Linked DNA regions of Homo sapiens: region 2 is linked to region 1. A link is a loop called in an ENCODE intact Hi-C map of the cell type or tissue named here. Cell type or tissue: mammary epithelial cell. All regions are shown on one strand.

Region 1 (8,000 bases):
GCGCTTAAGAGAGAAAAGTAATAATAAATGCTAGGAACTGTTCAAACGACCCCCTGCCAAGTCAGTCCCATGAAGGGTAACCCTTTATTCAACTGGCAGGACTGGCAAGGGATGAGATGTTTTACGTTAGTAAACTTTCCAGACACATGAAGCCAGGTTTTCATGAAAGCATTTCTAAAATATACTACATTTTTGTTTTTTAAAGCAGAATAAAGAGAATTTAATCATATATATTACTCTGCATTATCATTATGAACACTGGTTACTAAATTATGCTGTATGGCAATAATAAAGTCAGAGATTACTGAGATTGTATGAGTCTGTTTGCTTTTAAAATAAGTGAAACCAGACTGCTGTTACATTTCAGTTCTTGTGTCTGCTTTTATACTCTTTCTTCCCTGTGAGGCTCTTAGCCATCAAGTGCTATTGTTGGACAGCTCCATTCAGCATCACCGCCATCCCCCACCCCAAGCCCCTCAAATACCCAGGCACTGTGAAATTTCTGTTGGGTTGGAATCTAGATAAAAATTTGTTGGAATTGCTTTTCTAAAAGGATTAAGTAGACAATGAATAAAGATCAAAGAGCTCTCCTTTAAATGCATGGGTGTGAGCGTATGGCTATCCACCTGGCCTGTCCAGGGCTCTTTAATGCTTACTTCCTGGTTCTTACCTGTGTTCAGAACAGCTGAAGTGGATAATTATGTGAGCTATGGGTAAGTCAAGTGTTACTGTATCATGGCTTGGGAAGAAAGATGCTCAAGAGGCAGTTGGCACAATAGGGGGGCAACTAATCATCCTACATTACTAGTCCCAACACCTTCCCAGCAGGAAAAGCAAGACCTCACTTTCAAGCAGGTCTGTGGATTTAGGGCTTTCTTTATCCTTCCTATATGAACAGATGAAGACAGAGAAAGAAAAATACTAACACAGAAGACTGGAAACTTTCACCTGTCAGCCCTGAGATGAGTAACACTTACAAACTTCTAACTGCCCATTTCCATAGGCCATTCTGCATGCAGCTTATCAGGACAGGGCAGTCACGATGCACAGCTCCCACAGTCAGACCAAGCGCTGACTCACCTGGATGACGTCCAAGGCCAGGTCGGACCAATACAAACAGTTGTGCTCATAGTCAAAGTCCAGGGCCACTGCTGCCCGTAGCCCGGTGAGAGGCAACTGCTCGGTGGCTCCCGAGGCCAGGTCATAGCGGTAGATGGATTTCCTCACAGCATACAGAATGAACTCGTTCTCTTCTGCCAGACACACAAGACACGTGGGAGGTTGGACCCAGGGGATGCTGAAGAGGTCCTAGCACATCTGACCTATTTGTTTCTCATACACAAACCTCAAATTCATTGGCATGTGGTGTGGACCAAGTGAAGAGCACAGAAATCAAGACTCAGGAGGTGTGTAATGGAATCACATTTCTGCCTCAGGCAAGTTACTTAAACTCCAGTGAATCTGTTTCTTCATCTGCAAGTGTTTTACTTGTTATGTTTTTCTTTATTCTAAATCTCCCAATATGCATGCTTCAACAACCATACTTCTGGGCTAAGCCTGCCAGTCTTCAAGTCACACTTGCCAACCTAATTACACCAATCGCCCTGTTCTCCCTCCTCACGTGACTGTATCACCACAGCATCATCATCTTGTTGACGAGAGACCATTAGTCACTGAAGCTTTGTAACTAAGCTCTCTAATCAATTTGCTCACTTATTCATATTGTTCACAACACCATATGGCAATTCTATGAACCTCTTAGATCTCCAAAATAATACTAATAATGCATTTGTTCTTGGCTATTTACAAAATGTTCCACAACATAATCACCACAAAAATTCTGTTTCTACTCAACAAATATAAATTGTGTACATATTGTGTATAATGTGCTTACTACGTATCGGGTATTGTTTAAGACCCACAACAACTGCCTGATGGTAGAACTCTTGTTAACCAAATTTTACAAATGAGAAAACTGAGACCAGAGAGGTTAAGTAACTCACCCAAGGTCACACAACTAGCAAGTGGCAGAACCAAGATTGGAACCCAGGCACTCTGGATCCAGAGTCTATGCTTTAACCACTACACTGTGCTGCCTGTTATGATACAGACGCTACCGTGGATGATTTTTAAGATGTAGAAATGAAGGTCCTGAGTGCTGAAGATACTTACCTAATGTCAGACAACTGGAAATAGGAAGACCCAGTACACTGTCTTGTCCACTTAGGGAACGGCTTGGGAAACATCCAGATTCTTCCCCAGGAGTGGACACAAGCAGCACACCAGCATCTGTGTCTAAAGTGTGCATCTTGACAGTGTGTTGCATATGGGACCAAGATGCAAATCGGAATTCTTTTGCTGCATGCCTGGGTTAGCCATTCCTGCCCACTTCCTGATTCCATACACTCAGTGACTTAACATGTACCACTCACCTTCTTTATAAAAGCTGTAATATAGATAATGCATCAAAAAATAAATCTACCTACAATTTTTAATAAGGTAAGTTTTCCTTCTTTTCCTTTGGTTCCAGGTCACTTTAGAAGTATCTATGTTACCATCACATGGTAACCTACCTCCCCTTTTGGTTGTCAAGGAAACCTTCCCGCTGTCATTCCCAGGGAGGGGGCCAGCTAAGGTATAGGGACATGAAAGCTACATTTGCAGCAGCAAGGCTTTTGCCCCACATCTCTCTCCAGCATCTATAAACCTCATTCTGTCACTCTGGGCTTTTTTTTCCTCTAAGAAACTAATACCCATAAAGTAGAACCTGAATCCAGAAATACGTGTTTTAGGATTATGTTCAGAGCAGCATGCGGCATTCCAGCGCGCAATGCTTAACCTGGAAAAGGAATGGAATTCTTGGCTGGTCCTGGCCAAGGAATGTGTGTTTTCATAGTAATTGTAAAGGAAGAAAAATTCTTGCATTTAAAAAATCCTTCCAGATGCCCAGATTACCTCATCTTTGCAAAGATATTACGGCCCCCATTAGTCCTGTGAAAGCATCTTTTTCTTTCCTGGTATATCCCTGCCTCCTATTCCATGCCTTTTTTTTTCTCTCTTTTACATAGGAGGTGGCCCACAATGGAATGAGATTTCTCCACTTCGTTCCCTGTTCTATCTTCCAGTAGAAGAGAAAATAGCTTTCCTGCCAGTTTAGATGGCTTTAAACAAACTGTTTTGTCCCTTGCTGAATTATCTTCAGAAATATTTATTACAAAAGTAGGCACTCCAGCCCCTCAAGAGCAATCACTCAAACCCTACTAACCCACGCCCTCATCAATAACAGCTCTTGTGAGGGAAATATTTGAATATTATCTGCTCATTTGTTGGAATTTGCTGAAGTGGTGGTTCTTTTCAAGCCTCCATAGTGAGGTATGTTAATTACTCTGGTAATGATGAAAGATTAAATTAAGGGACTAACGAACTTAGCATGAAAAACACCAGGGCAAGCTGGCGGCAGTGAGCAAAAGAGAGGGCTGCCCTGCCCTGCCTGTGGAGACCACACACTTCTTTCATGATTCATTCGGTGCTTATGGCTGTCCACGTAAGACACCACCACCCACCACAGACGGAAGTTAACTCCAGCCATTTACCTTCACCAAGAGGTAATGGGCAGGAAAGAGGGCACAGAGGGAATAAAGAAGCTTTAAATGAATAAGAACTGGAAACAGAGTGAAGAAAAGCAACTAAGAGATTATTTTTCAAAGTATCATAATTTCATGTCTCTGTGGTAAAGACCCCATGTTACATCACCACTAAATCTAGCAGAAACGTGTTTTAGAACACACTATACCTTTATAGCATGTGAATCATTTCAGAGAAGTTTTTCTTAATTAGCATGCATAATGATTATCTAAAATAGTGAGAATGATATTTATTTGCCATTTGGGCAATGTCCAATGAAGAGCATGGGGCTTAGAGTCTGAATTTCAACTTTGTCACTTACTAGATGTGTGACCTTAAGCCATTTAACCTCCTCTGAACATGCTTCCTCGTGAAAAAGTAAAAAACAAAATTGATAATATCTGCTTCCCTGAGTTGTTAAAAGGGTTAAACTGGCAACACATAAAAAGTACACTGAAATCTATAAAATTCCATTAAAATTTTAGTTACAGTTAGTTTTATTATAAAATTAACATAGACTACTTAGCTACTTCCTAAGAAGTCACACACCTCTTTATACTCAACTTTGACAAACAGATTAAGGAACACACAAAAGCCTGTGGGGATCTTTCTACCCCAGTGGATGCTGAATAAATATTTTTCAATTAACAAAGGGATTTCCCTCAAAGAAACTGAGCTGACACAAAGTACTTTCCATTCCTAAAAACGGGTATGGCTATGTACAAGTTCAGTGTGGAAACCAACCTTAGGGAAAAGAGGAAGCCCTGTGATGCTTGTGACGGCCATTGTTTTTCTCCACTCAATTAAAGGAGCCACAAGCCCGGACTTGGGTGAGATCGTGATACTGCTTCAACCATGTCTCAAGAAATGAAAGGGAAGAAACCACCTCTCTTACCTGCCAGGGGACAGGGGACCAGCTCTCCTTCCAGTCGCGCTTCAACATCTCCTCCGCTACAAGTGTCCCCAGAAATCTTCCGGTAGCTGTCACCCCACCCCAAGAGCAAGAGGTCAGAAACATGGAAGAATAGCCACAAAGGCATCCCAGCTGGGAATACACTTACTACCCACGGCCAGTAGAGTCCATCCACTCATTTCTCTTTAGAACTAGAAAGAGGATGTTCGTAGTTCTGAGTCAGTTCTCCTTATAATTAGACTAGGCAGGCCCAGACAATTTAGGGCACTGTCCTGGCCAAGATTTTTAAATATATCTCTTGAATACATTCCTCTGAAGATGTTTCCCTGCTGAAGTTGATGACTTAAGATATTCCTAGAGTTTCAGGGATGCTTACAGACTTGCAATGTGGAGGTAGGAGAGTTTACAAATACCATAATTTATAATGTTGCCCAAACTACTTGCAGGCTGTTAACTTGGAATTCTAGAATTTCGAGTGTAGAGCAATCCAGACGGTCCTCTATGCTCTCTCGCTCCATGTGCGGACCGCTGAGAACCTGACAGGGCAACCTCTGTGATACATACCCTCTCGTTCTCCTGTAAGTAGAACCCACAGGGCAAGGCACAGGAGGGGAGTATGACTTTCCAGAAAATTCCGGATCTGGAACACAAACCTCTAATGACAAATCTTCACTCATCTTGAAACCGAAGTCACTAAAAAGGCAATTGGGCTTTGTTAAGGCCACGGTTTTATACATTTCAGGCATTCCTGTACCAATTCTGCTGACTTTACCTTACTACTTTTCACTTTTATTATAAGTTATTTAACATGTCCCTTTAAAGAATATTTACTTTTTATATAAAATACATCTTCAAAAGAAGATTTATATCAGAACCACAGTTGGAAAAACACAATCACATGCCATAAATAGACCAAAAAAAAAAAAAATCATCATGCCAAATCAAAACAGTATTAAATTTTAGCCAGATCCAGTTCCCAATTTAAGACTCTGGACCTGCCCTCTCTGTTAAAAGGGATTAGGCAAATGTTACAGTTACTAGCAACCAATGAGACGTTCTTTTTGACAGAATCTGAAGAAGTAAAAGAGGAATTTTAAAAGAATAACCTTTTTAAAAAATTATTTGGGGCCGGGCATGGTGGTTCACGCCTGTAATCCCAACACTTTGGGAGGCCAAGGCAGACATATTGTTTAAGCCCAGGAGCTCCAGACCAACATGGGCAACATGGTAAGACCCTGTCTCTACAAAAAAGAATAAAAAAAAATAGCCAGGTATGGTGCTGCACACCTGTGGTCCCAGCTACTTGGGAGGCTGAGGTGGGAGAATCATTTGAGCCCAGGAGGTCAAGGCTGTAGTGAGCCGTGATTGCGCCACTGCACTCCAGCCTGGGCAACAGAGCAAGCCCCTGTCTCAGAAAAAAAGAAAAAATTTGACTAGGGGTTCAATGTTATTTAAGAGTATATCCACATACTAGCTAAGTCACCCTGTACTTTGAGATACAGTAGTTAGGTTCATGAGACCTCTTGTGATCTGGAGTCACATCTGCCAAACCTCCCAGCTTGAAGGGCAGCATCCTGGAGTAGGAAGCAGGAGGCCTCAGTCGAAGACGATTCTAAAACGAGGTGACTGTACTATGAATGTTCTAAGGCCCTTCCAAACCTGTAAATTCTATAATTCAATGAATTACAGAATATATTCAAAGAATTATAGAACAGAACATATATTCCACGTTCATGTGCTCTACCAGAACACATTTATTTGCTCTATTCAATTCAACAAATATTTAGGTCCGGCATGGTAGCTCACGCCTGTAATCCCAGCATTTTGGGAGGCTGAGGCGGGTGGCTCACTTGAGGTCAGGAGTTCTAGACCAGCCTGGGCAACATGGCAAAACCCCGTCTCTACTAAAAATACAAAAATCAGTTGGGCATGGTGGCACGCACCTGTAATCCCAGCTACTCTGGAGGCTGAGGCAAGAGAATGGCTTGAACTTGGGAGGCAGAGGTTGCAGTGAGCCAAGATTGCACCACTGCACTCCAGCATGGGTGACAGAGTGAGACTCTGTCTCAGAAAAACAAAAAACAAAAAGAAAAACTCCAAATATTCATTAAACATTTCTGACACAAAAAGTATTAACAGATACACAGAGAGTGATTTGTGTGCATTATATCATAATCCACATTTAATAGTTTGTAAGAATTGTTCAAAAGGCAGCAGTTTTGTCACTGTATCAAATGTGCCTCTTTCATTACCTCAGTTCGTTATTACTGAACGGCCACTTTAAATCTTTTTAGGAACCAGATAAAGCATTAGCTAATTACTTATTTGCCTCCAATAGCAAAGCACTCTTCCTGGGCAGCTTTCTTTGACCATAGGTCATGACCTAGTGGACTCTGAGAGTACTTGGGAGGCCCAAGACTAGATTCTTCCCCTCCCAAAAAAGTGCAAAAGATTGCAAAAGGCCCCATCATACATTTAAAAGTCAATGTTGTCTCCTAAAACTTGTGTTTTAATTATATGTGTGTATGTATCTACACGTACATATGTAAGTACAGGGTCATAAGAGAAAATGTATTATTTACTAGGGGTTGCAGTCAAGAATGTGAAAGCTGTATGACTTGGCAATGTCGAGAAATATAAGAACATAAAAGAATCTACCATGGAAATCAGGAAACATGGGCCAATAGCTGGGCTTCCCAGTGTGGTCTAAAAGGACTATCAGAAATAACCTGGTGTTCAAACACAGTTGTCAACCAGTACCTGAACTAATGGAAAGATACTATAAGCTTGCTCATTCTCATCTCATTTCCTGACGTCCATCTTGGGACCATTTTCCTTCTCAGTGCCATAGTCCAATGCCATCAAACATCTCCAAGAGCCATATAGTTGGGCTGGCTGCCTTCCAGCAGCTACAGCAAGCAGAGAAACAATTGGGAGGGGTGGAGCGGGGAACAGCTGACATCCATATACCCCTTACCATTTCAGAGGGTCATCACCCCACGATCTCATTTGGCCTGCAACCCAACTCCACAAGGGGCAGAGCAGGTGGTTTTACTGGTCTACAATAAAAACACTCCACATACAAGCAGGGTGAGCATACAGCAGGTTCCAGCAAGGCAGATGGGGTGGGCATGGTAGACCAGCAGGTCCCAGGCCAGTTTACCCAGGAGGGCACACCAAGCTCCATTTCTTTTCTTGTGTGTGTGATTTTTTTTTTTTTTTTTTTTTTTTTTTTGGTGAGGGTTGGGGAAATGTAGGGCAAGAGAGAAAATTTTAATGTTATTTGTTTTTAAGCCTAAATGTCATGAAAAAAAAAAAAACCCCAAAGATTTGTTAGACTTTCTTACCTATTTTTTACTTAGTCTTAATTTTATTTTGAAGTACATATTGGGGATAGGAAGAGGGGAGAGAGAGGGCACTATGATCTTTTCAGGGATTAGGACCTCTCCAGTCTCAAGCTGGT
Region 2 (8,000 bases), 87 kb after region 1:
CACATATTTGGCTGGCAGAAGGACAAAGCAGCTAATCCTTAACGACGTTACTTGGAGTTTTAAATACCTGCATTTAATTTGATCCAGGATCAAACTCTTTTTGAAAAACATTTGAAAGGCGACCTTACTTTAAAGAAAAGGACCTAGGAATATGTGTCCTTCCAAAATGTCTCTCCTCATTCCCAGATAGAGAAGTCCAGGCAAGCACTAACAGAGAAGTGCAAATAAGAAATAGAAGTAAATAAATTATTTAATCCAGAATGCTACAAAGAGAAAGCAGCTAAAGGAATCTCCTCCGGTCGCTGAAGCCTTCCCTTTTCCTCCTCTCCAGCCCAATCCCCTGGATCCATCTGGAGATCAGAAACTCACAACACATGTGCCCTGGGAATCCCAGCTAAAAGTTTCCTCCCCTCCCAAAACATCTGCACTCTTGAACCAGAGTGGGGATAGAAAACTATGCAAATGTCAATACAATAAAGGACTAGGAACCTAGAAAAAAAAAATCACCCATGTTCCCCTGGGATCTGGGATAAAAAGTCCTCAAATATTCAACTTGGGCATCCTCAAAGATGACATCAAAATGCTCCCTCTGGCAGGTAACACTCAGATAATGCTTTGAGTAGGTTGCAAAGCTTTCAGTGATCAGAGTGGGCAAAAGGTCTGAAGATAACTTGCTGAAATCGATCTACTCAGAGGACAGGAGACCTCCTCACCAATCCCAAGGCAGGTGAAAGGTGAGAAGAGCACCAAGGGCAAGCCTCAAAACATCCAAGGGCTTTTCTACAAAGAAAAACTCCCATCCTGGCTAACACGGTGAAACCCGGTCTCTACTAAAAATACAAAAAATTAGCCGGGCGTGGTGGCGGGTGCCTGTAGTCCCAGCTACTCGGCAGGCTGAGGCAGGAGAATGGCGTGAACCCGGGAGGCGGAGCTTGCAGTGAGCCAAGATTGTACCACTGCAGTCCAGCCTGGGCAACAGAGCGAGACTCCACCTCAAAAAAAAAAAAAAAAAGAAAAAAAGAAAACCTCTAGAAGGCAAGCCTGGTAAAACACCTGTTTGTTTGTTACTTTGTTTCTTTCTCTTCTTTTTTTTAAGGAAAGCTTTTTTTATTAGATGTCCCTTTTACTCATAAGAGCAGACTGAAAAGGGGCAGCCCAGTAGGGGGATAAAATCCCTGGCAAGAAATGACTTGTACGAGGGCCACCAGGCACTCGCAGGAACAGCTCAGCTCCTTTGCTTGGCGAGATGTCAGGCACATCCTGGTCATAAGAATAACTCCCTGGTGAGTCACAGCTGATCCCCAAGGCAGCCCGGGTGCCCATCCCCCCACAGCAGACCTAGTTGCAGGAATCAGGAATGGATGCGCGCAGGACAGGGGAGCCAGCAGGCAGGCTGACAGGAAGTAAATTTTATTATCAAGACATGCATTCTACCCTCTGGCCTCACCTGTCTCCTCTGTCTCCACCTTGCCCCCATCCTCACCCCCAGGGGAAAGAAAAGAAGTCAACAAAGCAGGCTTTTCCTGCTAGCTCTCCATGGCATGTGGCCAAGACACCAGCAGCCCAGGGCAGACCCCAGCAATCAAGAACAACCCACAGGTCCCTAGATCCCTTTACTTAATCAGTGGCTTCCGGTTTGTTTGGTTCCTTTTCCATCCATCCCCAAGGATCTCCCCCTGATCTCCCCTTTCCTCCTCCCCAAGCCTTTTTCCATCGCCAATCCCCCACACAGGTCCCACACCCAGAAGACACTGGCCTGGGAGTGGGTGGGAGGGTGGTTTTCCCAGGAACATAACCTTGACGTGCAATCAGCTATAACCACAACCCCGGGGTGTGAACAACCTTCCCTCTCCCCTGTCTAGCTCACAGGGCATAGCTGGAGCTTGATAAATGAGACACAATTAATTGGAGCTGTTAAGGCAGCAGGGAGGGGCCGAGTGCCTCCCCTCAGAAGGCAAACAGAGAAAAATTACATGCCACAGAAACCTCTGAACACAGAAACTGCATCATAAACAACAAACAGCATCTGGCTCATTGGCAGGTCGTTAAGAGTCAAGATAACTCCTCCCACCCCACCCCCCAAAGATCACCTGGCCTAGGGGGGTCCCATGCCCCACTGAAGGTCAGAATCACCTAAGAGGCCCCACTCCACGCCTACCGGCTCTGTCGCCCTCTGCCTGGAGCCCAGGAATCAGTCTTTTTTAAAAGACACACCCAGCCGGGCGTGGTGGTTCATGCCTGTAATCCCAGCACTTTGGGAGGCCAAGGCAGGCAGATCACGAGGTCAGGAGATGGAGACCAACCTGGCTAACACAGTGAAAAACCGTCTCTACTAAAAATACAAAAAATTAGCCAGGCACGGTGGCACGTGCCTGTAGTCCCAGCTACTCGGGAAGCTGAGGCAGGAGAATTGCTTGAATCTGGGAGGCAGAGGTTGCAGTAAGCCAAGATCATGCCACTGCACTCCAGCCTGGGCGACAGAGCGAGACTCCGTCTCAAAAAAAAAAAAAGGAGACACACCCCAACCCCAGGTATTTCTAATGCAGCTTCTTTGGGAAACAATGAATCTAGTTGATTCCCCTGCCTCCTGGCAGGAGTTGGAACTAAATGACGGTAGCTAGAAAGATGTACCATTTTTGGCGGGGGGGCTTGTCTTTGGGGATTTGGGATGGTCATTAAAACTCTAGGATATACTGATGATATATGCTACAATGTGGCTGAACCTCACAAACAATATGCTAAGTGAAAGAAGCCAGATACAAAAGGTCACATATTGCATGATTGCATGACACCATTTATATGAAATGTCCCGAATAGGTAAATCCATAGGGAGAGAAAGCTGATTAGTGGTTACGAGGGGCTGGGAGATTGGAGAGGAGGGAATCACTGCTTAATGGGTAAGGGGTTTTATTTCAGAGCGATGGAAATGTTTTGGAAATCATGGTAGCACAACATTGCGGCGATATTAAGTTCACTGAACTGTTCACTTTAAAATGGCTAATTTTATGTAATGTGAAATATACTCAAATTTTTTTAAGGCCTCTAGGACCTGCAGAGAACATTATATTTCTCAAGTGCTAATCAAGAACCTAGGAGCTTCCACTCTTAAGAAGTGCTCCTTTTATCTCATCTCAAGCCCTCATGCTACCAAAATATGCAGCTAGAATGAGTCATACAGGAGGCAGGCTGTGGACTGGGTCTCTGGCCAAACCAATCCTTCAAAGTGCTGTCAGCGGCATCTGCAGAGCCACAGCATCCGCACAGGCCTCCCTGTCCCCAGCTGGAGAAACAGCCGCAGGCCCAAGGCTAGCATCCACCGCCAGCTCACAACAGTGGATGCCACCCACACCTTGACTCGCCTCGGCATCTTCATCGAACAAGTCCATATCACCCCACAAGTGTTGTCCCTCAGCCCCCTGCGTGCCCTGGCAACCCGGAGAGGTGAAATGATTCACCTCCTATTATTCAGAGTGAGGGGAAGGACCTGCTACCACCCAGTCCTCAAGTTCTGGGTTGTTATAAATAGAGGGGAGGAAGTCAATGGCTTGGATGAAGGGACTGATTACTCATGCGTTCACTTGCGGATGAAGTAGGCACTGAGGTCTGCTAGGTGCCAGGCACCCTGTAGGCTCTTTAATCATTTCTTACCTGTTAGCTCACACAGAGCACTTCTGGGGGAATTAGGGTTGCAAGTCTAAGCCAATGATGAGAAGTTTCCAATAAAACCACCGAAATCTGTATAGTTGTTGAGGCTTATGCAGGAGGTGGGGCCACTGAATAGAATGGGTCACAGGTACCCTCTCTACACCTCTTTCAAATTGGTCAAACCCAAAAATCAGGATGTCCTAGACTCCCACAGCTTGCAGTCCTCACAACTCCTACACAGCCTCCTCCCAAAACGCAGTACAAGGAGGACAAATAAGGCAGTCTGATTCATTTCTCTGCTTCACTAGCAGTGAAATACAAAGAAGCGTTTTTAAAATTCTACAATATAGCATAAAACAAATATCCTGTCCTTCAACTGTGAGGACAGAAGGAGCCAGGCACTCCCCTGAACTATATGACGAAACTGAGGAAGTCAAAGACAGCCTCCTGAGGTCCAAGGAGAACAAGGTTTTCCCAAACCATCCCTTTGCATGGCTTAAATGCTAGGTATGCAAATTGCCTCTCACTGTCCCCTTTCAAGACTGTGTTCTCACTATATTTAGCAGGCTTATTATCCTCCCTGGACTGCTCACCTCAGAAGGAAAGCTGAAATCTAGTTTACGAGCACTCCCGGAAGAGAGGCCCAGTTCATGGAATCTCAGCTCACTCACTTGACTTTTGAGTTTGCTCAAGATGCTTCACCTACAGAACTCCTGAACTACTTTGCTGATGAATTCAGGCTGCCCATTTTCCAGATGAGGAAACAAGGAGAGAATAACCTTGGACTAGAACTTAGCATTCACTACTATCTCCTTCACTGGAGCCATGACCATTCTACAGAGAAAAATACACATATGCCCTTTCCTTTCTCTTTGCTAAAAGGATGATAATCATAATCTCACTGCCTTATAATATCAGTTTAGAGAGCTTATTTCCCTTTCTGATTGATCCTTGGCAGCGAGAACCTATCTACTGTTTACCTCTGTGTGCCACTCTGTCCTGGTGAACCCACTTTGTCAATGAGCGAATATGCTTTGCTGTTTTGGGAGGGGCTCCCTACTAAAAAGAAACTGTGGAAAACTCTCTTTCTCATGAACATAATATCACCCCTTAATTTACCAGTTGGCAAAAAAAAAATGAGGAAAATATCAAAGCCAGAAAGAATCTCAGAGAACAATTAAATGAAATGCCACCTTTTGCAAATGAGATTAAGCTCAGAGACAGACTTTAAGGCAATGTGGTGGTTCTCACTGCCTGAAAACACACGGCCATGTGCAGGAAACACAGTCAGAGTGAGCACAGCAAATACCCCCTCAAGAGAGCGCACCCCAAGCCAGGACTTGCCCTACGTGAGGATTTCCCTGTGAGCCCAAAGTCATTTCTCACAGCTCTTCAGGATGGTTCCAGACCACAGACTTGCCCTCTGCAGCTTCACCATGAATAGCCCCTCACCGCGTTCAGTCAATAAGTATTTATCAAGCACTAACTATATACCAGATGCTATACTAGGTGTTAGTAAAATGGCAGACTCACATCTGCAATCCCAGCACTTTGGGAGGCCAAGGCGGGTGGATCCCTCGAGCCCAGGAGTTCAAGACCAGCCTAGACAACATGACACAACCCCATCTCTACAAAAAATACAAAAACTAGACGGGCCTGGTGGCGCATGCCTGTAGTCCCAGCTACTAGGGAGTCTGAGGTGGGAGGATCGCTTGTGCCCAAGAGATCGAGGCCGCAGTGAGCTATGATCATGCCACTGCACTCCAGCCTGGGCGACAGAGCTAGACCCTGTCTCAAAAAATAAAAAAGAAAGAAAAATAACACGATTCTAGGTCCTGCCTCATAGCTCTGAATATAGTAGGGAAAACACGCATTAAACAACTAATTCCAGGAATGATGATTGAATTACTGTTGTTACACAGGGGACCTAACCTCATATCGGGGAGAGAGTGAGGCTTCACTGAAGACCTGACCTATGTACTGACACCATAAGGATGAAGAGGGAGGAGTTAGGGAAAAGGGGATGGAAAAGTGAGGCAGAGAACATGGACCCAGACCTAAGGCAGGGCAGAGCAGAAGCCAGGAAGGAGAAGGGCCTTGAGACTTGCTGTGTTTGAAAAATTACAAGATCAGTGTGGCCAGGAGAAAGTGGAATTATGTGAGATCTCCAGGTTTTAAAGGTGGAGAAAAAAAAGTACTGCAAAAAAGCTGTGGATCCCTGCTTGAGATCAAAAATTTCACTAGATTACTTAGGATAGACAAATATGCCTGCATAAATCTGAAACAAGTTAGCGGGTTGGTTTGAGTCTTGTTCTCTCCGGTTTACCACCTGTCTAACTACGGGTAAGTCACTTCACCTTTTCAAGCTTCAAGATACTCATCTCTGAAATGAGATGAATAATCATTCTTATCTTCCCCATTTTTCAAGATTGTCGTAAGAATCAAATGAGATGCAGCCTGTGGATGTCATTTCATAAACTTCGACGCACTAAAACATCATTTCTTTTCATTACCAAATGCCTCTCAACCAAAATAAGCCATTCCTCACAAAACGGCTCCACATAGAACATTAACATTAGCGAAAGGCCTAAGAGCAAGCGATGACATATATAAAATGACAAAACACTGCACGCCTGAGTCAAGCTAGGAGCTCCTGCCTAACTGAAACTCACAGGCAGTTTTCTCCTTGATTCCCAGCCGAACTCTGAAACCTGGGGAAACCCAACCTCCAGGTCCCAAGGCTCCAGCCCAGAGGCGACACTGTTTTCTAGCACTTTCCTAACTCCAAGAGAAAAGCATGTAAACATTACATCCCAGAACCGAAGGCCTCTATACCCTACCAGTGGCTTCTTCACCACCCTGTGAGGGCAGCTATAAACAAGACTAATGGAGAAGGGGGAGTGCATTAAACCCATGGCTTGGCCAATTTCTCAGTAATAGGAGATGCCCTCTGGGCTACCAGGAGGTGAGGCAACAGGCGGACGTCCCACAGGCTCTGGTCTGCTAGCTAAACTCCCCCAGCTCTGTTTAGATAGCTCTTTCACCTCTAACCAACTTTCCACATCCACTGCTTCATTTTTCTCCTCTAGAGATTGAAGGCCTTGTTTCTGCAGTAACCGTCCCCCTCCAGCCCACCCATCACCACCACCACCAACAGCACACCTTGCCAAATTCAGCAAACCATGTGCACAGTTAACTGCAGATTTTTTTTTTTTTTAACCACTCAGTGAGAGAATTTCAGGGAACTAAATGTACACAGATGAGGTAAGTCATAGGTACAGAGTCTCAGGTTACTCAATTAATTGAGCACAGGTTCAAAGCATGCAAGTCCTTCCAAACACTTCTGGTTTCACAGGACACTCACCCCACTCTGCTCTGTCCCCACTCCCTGCCATCTCGGGCTCCTTGGCTGAGATCCTTGGGCAGATCAGCACTGGCCTTTCTCCCCAGGTCCCTGGGGCAGAGACAGGTGGAACTGTCTCGCATGTGTCTCCTGGGCTAATAGAGAAATGGGGTCCTTAACTATCTGGGACCTTAACCCTATAGCTTGCTATCTCACAGGTACCTATTAAAGTCTTCCCAGCCACAGTCCCCAAGCTAGCCTTTCTCCACAGGTGGCTCTTAACCCAGGGCCCTCCAGGCTCAACCAGATCATACCAGCCTTTCCAATGCCTCTGGGCACAGAGTTAAAAATTTCACCAAGGCCAGGCACGGTGGCTCACACCTGTAATCCCAGCATTTTGGGAGGCCAAGGTGGGTGAATCACGAGGTCAGGAGTTCGAGACCAGCCTGGCCAATATGGTGAAACCTCATCTCTACTAAAAATACAAAACAATTAGCCGGGCGTGGTGGTGCGCACCTGTAATCCCAGCTACTCAGGAGGCTGAGGCACAAGAATCGCCTGAACCTGGGAGGCAGAGGTTGCAGTGAGCCGAGATAGAGCCACTGCACTCCAGCTGGGTGACGGAGCGAGACTCTGTCTCAAAAAAAAAAAAAAAAAAAATTCATCATGACACTACACCTCAGCTCACCAGCCCCCCAAAGTCAGAAGGAAATCATCTCAGTATCCCTAAAATATTAAAATCCCAACTGAGGGCCCACCCATTGATTCACCCCCACATTTATTTCATGTAAGATTCACCCTAGTCATCTTCCCCCAGGGTTTCTACTCAACAGGCTAGTCTCTCTTCTAAATAATAGAGGTCACATCAGTTACCTTCTTCATTTAAAAAACCCCCAGAAAGGGGGGGAGATAATAAACAACATATTGGTCTCTACACGGCACAAATGCATTTGATATAGGTACATCTTTTTATTGTCCTTGTCAGCCACTCAGATTTGGGATATAATCACAT

Evidence for each region. Peaks named below come from ENCODE experiments on the same cell type or tissue, not always from the same donor. Only the 100,000 strongest peaks of a DNase experiment are listed, where the experiment ranks them.
Region 2: a loop joins it to region 1, with 6 times the contacts of the local background. A loop is called at or near these places in 7 of 110 quality-filtered maps.

Annotation. Positions count from the first base shown.
Region 1 is chr11:121,547,190-121,555,189 of GRCh38, reverse strand. SORL1 (sortilin related receptor 1) reads right to left here. Exons shown (of 48, transcript NM_003105.6): 15 at 5,102-5,230; 16 at 4,520-4,605; 17 at 1,081-1,253; 18 at 1-3. Among named protein-coding and RNA genes, the nearest start is that of SORL1-AS1, 98 kb to the right of the region's middle. RefSeq lists enhancers at 825-1,422, 2,979-4,178. In mammary epithelial cell, a CTCF peak has its summit at 4,701; DNase peaks (open chromatin) are centred at 1,059 and 4,779; H3K4me3 peaks cover 1,429 bases; H3K27ac peaks cover 2,007 bases.
Region 2 is chr11:121,460,043-121,468,042 of GRCh38, reverse strand. The region is part of intron 1 of SORL1 (sortilin related receptor 1); the gene reads right to left. Among named protein-coding and RNA genes, the nearest start is that of SORL1-AS1, 11 kb to the right of the region's middle. RefSeq lists enhancers at 1-27, 1,443-1,512, 1,076-2,275. In mammary epithelial cell, no CTCF peak of the experiment used is centred here; DNase peaks (open chromatin) are centred at 1,272, 1,842 and 3,322; H3K27ac peaks cover 4,317 bases.